2 separate regions of the Homo sapiens genome follow, and region 1 is linked to region 2. A link is a loop called in an ENCODE intact Hi-C map of the cell type or tissue named here. Cell type or tissue: endothelial cell of umbilical vein. All regions are shown on one strand. Region 1 overlaps LMBR1 (limb development membrane protein 1). Region 2 overlaps RNF32-DT (RNF32 divergent transcript).

The links. A loop is a pair of places that touch in the nucleus more often than their neighbours do. Peaks named below come from ENCODE experiments on the same cell type or tissue, not always from the same donor. Only the 100,000 strongest peaks of a DNase experiment are listed, where the experiment ranks them.
Region 1: it touches region 2 in a loop (5-fold over the local background); 6 of 110 quality-filtered maps call a loop at or near these places.

Annotation. Positions count from the first base shown.
Region 1 is chr7:156,815,824-156,818,323 of GRCh38, forward strand. All of the region lies in intron 4 of LMBR1 (limb development membrane protein 1), which reads right to left. Among named protein-coding and RNA genes, the nearest start is that of LMBR1, 76 kb to the right of the region's middle. In endothelial cell of umbilical vein, a CTCF peak has its summit at 1,340 (motif pointing left); no DNase peak of the experiment used is centred here.
Region 2 is chr7:156,472,621-156,475,120 of GRCh38, forward strand. RNF32-DT (RNF32 divergent transcript) reads right to left here. Exons shown (of 4, transcript NR_026865.2): 4 at 1-91. Among named protein-coding and RNA genes, the nearest start is that of LINC00244, 67 kb to the right of the region's middle. In endothelial cell of umbilical vein, a CTCF peak has its summit at 1,068 (motif pointing left); no DNase peak of the experiment used is centred here.

The DNA.
Region 1 (2,500 bases), 340 kb after region 2:
ATATTCAGAAGAAAAAAAGTTTAAAATCTATTTCTAACTTTTAACATCCAGAGAAGAATTTGAATTTTACTGTATAAAAGGGACATGTATGATTAAAAAGATAAATTCTGGAGCATAAAAGAAGGCTCTTTCTATTGTTATTGATCCATAAACATACATGCTTCCAGAATTTATCTTTCTAATCATACATGTCCCTTTTATACAGTAAAATTCAAATTCTTCTCTAGATGTCAAAGTTAAAAAAATAAAACTTTGCCTTAGGCAATGCTCACAAATCACTAAAAAGTATCTCTTCTGACTAACCAATACACTTACTTTTATTAAAACAAAGATAGTTTATCAAAAGCTAAATGAAAAAAATATTTTTTTTTCTTTCTTCCTTTTTTCTTTTCTCTTTTTGGAGACAGAGTCTCACTCTGCTGCCCAGGCTGGAGTGCAGTGGTGCAATCTTGGCTCACTGCAGCCTCCACCTCTCAGGTTCAAGTGATTCTTGTGCCTCAGCCTCCCGAGCATCTGGGATTATAGACACGCACCATCACACCAGGCTAACGTTTGTATTTTTAGTAGTGATGGGAGACGGGGTGAAGAAATCTTTATCAGTAGATCAAACAAGGAGTAATGTCTGTTGGACAACTGAAGAAAACGATTCAGTACCCTGAATCAAGAAGGGTTCCAAATACCAGTTAATTTAGTTTGTCAAGAAATTAGATGCCTGTTTCATGTACTGATCAACCAGCTTTTTTCAACCTAGGTAATTAAATGCAAAATAATAAGTTTATTAGCCAGAATAAATAAATGTGAAAATTTCAGACTCAACTTACGCTAATCTAATACAATTTGCAATATATAAGAAAGTAAAAATACTATGAGAAGAACATCTAATACATAGACATAATAATGTATCTAAGATATATTGCTAAGTAGTAATTACATTCTTGGCAATTTTGCAAAGCTTAGTAAATTTCTAACATTTTATAAATATACATCAACATACACACATACATATTCCTTAATAATATTCTATAATTTTGATAAATCATTCTTAAAAATTACTGTTAGGGCCAACACATATATTTCATTATACATTATTTCATATTAATTTGTAAAATAAATATTAATCAAATCGCTCTGCTTTAGAAAGGTAAAATTACATATTTCCATATAGTAGTCAAACCCTAAAAAATTCAGCAACACTATAACAGAAACCTATTTGAAAGATATCCAATGCCCATCCCCAGAAAAGGTATTTGAATTTAAAGTTATTTAACTGTGGTTTAAAATAAAACAAAACAAGACTGAATTTCCAGATCACCATAGGATGCATTAACTTCTAGCTCCATCTGCTGGAGTTACAAAATATTTCAAACTACAATATACAATACTATAGAGGAAATAATTTATCATTTTTCCTCACATAGACAAAAGCCTTCATGAATTTAAATTAAAAAATTAATCAGAGTTCAGCCATACTCAATAATTTCCAAAATGACAAAAGTTCAATATTTCAGTAGAATTAAAGATCTAATCCAATTATCAAAAAGCAATTTACACAATTTTTAAAAATTCTACCAACAAAGCATAAGGCTTAGAAAAGAGATTACAGTCTGTTTTCAAGTAGTGTGAGGACTTCAGAATTATTAGCCACTGTTGATTTGGGGTAAAAAGAGACAGAGAGAGAGAGAGAGAGAGAGACAGAGACAGACAGAGAGACAGAGACAGACAGAGAGAGAACTTCAGAATTAGAATAGCCTCTGCTTATTTACTTAGAAGAAAAATAAATAACAACTACCAATGAAATGTGGGACTTTTTATCTTCACATAACTTTTTTCTTAAAAAACAAATAATATGTCCATTGTATAAATGCAAACACCAAATGCAATGTAAATACCAAAAAAAAATGCATATCATAAAATCCTACAAAAAGTTAAACTCTTTGTATTTACCCTTCCAGGTATTTTTTGATGCAGCTACCTACACATGTACTCTTTTTTCTTTTTACAAAATAGGCATTGGATCGTAAATATGGGCTTTTTTCTGGTATCTCTGTATATCAACAAATACCTACATTATCATCTATAATGTCCAGAAAAGCACTCCACTGTTTGGATCGACAAGATATGATTAATTTCCTATCCCAAACACTAGGATTTTTCTATTTGTAATGTTATAAACAATACCTCAATATCCAGTAACTATCTTGATACACATTATGATAAATGACTGAACTACTGAGCCCAAATGACTAGGAACATTTAGTGAACAACAGTACATTAAAATTTATTAGGGACTTACTTTTGACTTAGCATCTATTCATAAGTAAATATAATATTTTCTTAAGTTTGACTGCTTATACTCTAAAAGTCTGGTTTTTTGGATCTTCTATGGAACTTAAAAATGAATTTTAAAAGGATGGATTTTGCATTGTTCCTTCATGATGTCCAAACAGTGTATCGCCTATTCCTGATGACAAATCAAAATAAAGCACACAGTCCTTGCAGT
Region 2 (2,500 bases):
TGCCTGTCATTCCATCCTCCTCACCGCTGCAGAGTCCTCTTTCTAAAGCACTCATCTGTCTTGAGAACGGAGGGCTGAGAAATATTCTTCCCTGAGAAAGAAAAGACACTGCTTAATCTCAAAATATATGTTCAGCAAGAGGAATATTTTTATAAAAATAAAGGATAAGCTGAAAGAATGTAAGCAGAAGCTGTAATTTCAGCAGTGGCATTTACCCCGTTTGTTTTAAGCATTGGCAGTGTATATTACCCTGCATTAGCCGCAAGGATAAACAGTGTTTTCAGATTCAAATATGTCAATTACAACATTCCTGGATATTCGGAGGTCTTTTCCTGTTCTATTTCTTACGCTGTTCCTCTCAGAGTTCAAATCAAACCTCCAAAAACTATTTTTTTTTGTTCATTGTGAGCTCAGCGTGGCTAATCTTAATTTTACTACTCTTGTGAAAACATCCAAAACCAAATTTGCCTTGGTAAGAAAAATTCATCATACAAAATGTCATATGTTTTTATTATCTGTTCACATAAAAACAGTATTAGTAAGGTTAGAGGTAAAAAAGTAAATGTAAATCTTAAACATAGTTTCTGAACTGCCTTGTCACTGAGAGTTAAAAATCCTCTAGCAACCTAACCCTTTGCATCTGACATTATTTTTTGTGACTATTCCTCTAGTGAAATAAGTCACTGACACTTTAGTGTAAGTTACTCCTAGTAAATCACTTTTACACAGGTTAAAGGGAAGCACAACAGAAAAACTGTAAGGAAGGTGGTGCAGATATCCAGATTTTGCCCAGGACAGCCTAAGCAGAAAGCTGCTTCCCTCACTTCCCTCCAAAGTCAAGAATTGAGAGGGAAGATGGCCTTCCAATTCCAGCCACTGATGAGAATAAATTCCGGAAAAACATATTAAACATAGCGTTTGACGCTTCTATCCACAGCTGGAAACATTACACAAATTTTAGTGAGCCCTGAATGCCAGCAGCCATAATTCCCAAATTCTTTTTTAAAATAATGAACTAATCCAGGTGAAGGACCTGCGGCTTGGCGCCATCTGGTGCCTGCACAGAGAAAGAACGTTCCATCGAGGCTGCAGTGCTGAGTCCCTTTGTTAGTCCAAGTGGGGAACACTTTTTAAAAACACAACCGTTGTCTTTCATCACAGTAAATCCTAAAGTGCTACTAACAACAAACTCAATCTGAAAATAAACTTGAAAATTATTTATAGTTTTTCCAACAATGATCTTATTTTGAGAGAGAATACATTAAGTTCTGCTAATACCAACCCTGGGCTCTTACAACATAGTGACTTCTACTAACTCTTTCTATGTGCATATGTTTTTTTAAATGATAAAAGCATTTTCCACAGGGGGATGCCAGTGAACTTTCTTTATCATTGAAGTGTACAGCACAAATGAGAACTTTTTCAAACACTGTTCCTAAGGCAACAAGATGCTACTTCCTAAAAGATATATTTAAGGGGCTAAATCTAAAGTTGATTTGAAAATTGGAAAAAAAAAATGAAAATGTTGATTATCCAAAATAATTAGGGAAATAAAACTGCAAAGATCTCAGAGTAGAATATTTTTACTTCTCAAAATATGGGCCTCGTTTCCTAGTTGTATCTGCCTGCAAAGGAACGGAACTAAAAGGCCAAAGCTCAGGGTCAACCCGGCTTCCTCAGCCCTGGTTGGATACATTCATCTGCATGCTCAGAACCAAGCTGACACCCATGAATGGAGATGAGTCACTGCGTTTACAAAGTTGTGGTTAAACATAGAAGGGTTTACTTCGCTTGTTTCATCCTTGCTTCTAATTTCTTCTTGACTTCAGTTCATCGTACAGACAGCCACTGAGTTAACTCTTCTCCAAGCAGTAGTTGGCTTCTGGGATGATGCTGACCCACCATCTTATTTCATCAGTTTTCTCCATGGTTCACCCCATATTCTTCCACACAAACTCAGTATTTCAGCCCGACTGGCACAGGAGGTGGCTTCCAAATACATCATAAACCTTCTCACCTGGTATTCTTCCTTTCTAGAATATTCTCTCCCTTCCTCTCTCATTACCTAAAGCCTCCAGGCTCCCGTTCAAGTCCCATTGTTTCCCTAAACACTTTCTGCAGGGGCTCCAAGTTGTGATCTCTCCACGTTCCTTGGTGCGGATAGTAGATTCTACACATTCATTTGGGAATTTCTGTACAGAATTGACATTTTTATTTTTATTTTTGAATTACACATTATTTTCCCAGCTAGACCATGAGATCATTCAATTTAGGAGCTATTTTATAGGTTTGGACACTAAACATTTTACAGTGTCCAATGATGATAACTAGTACTTGTTGGCAGTTGTTACATAATTGCTATGTTTTAAGTGATTTATCTAAAAACTCTTTAAGGTAGACGCTATTATTCCCTTCACTTTAAAGATGAGGAAACTGAGCAAAAAAGGTAAAGCCATTGAGCGGGAACATGATGGAGCTGGAATCCCACCCAGCTCTGCCT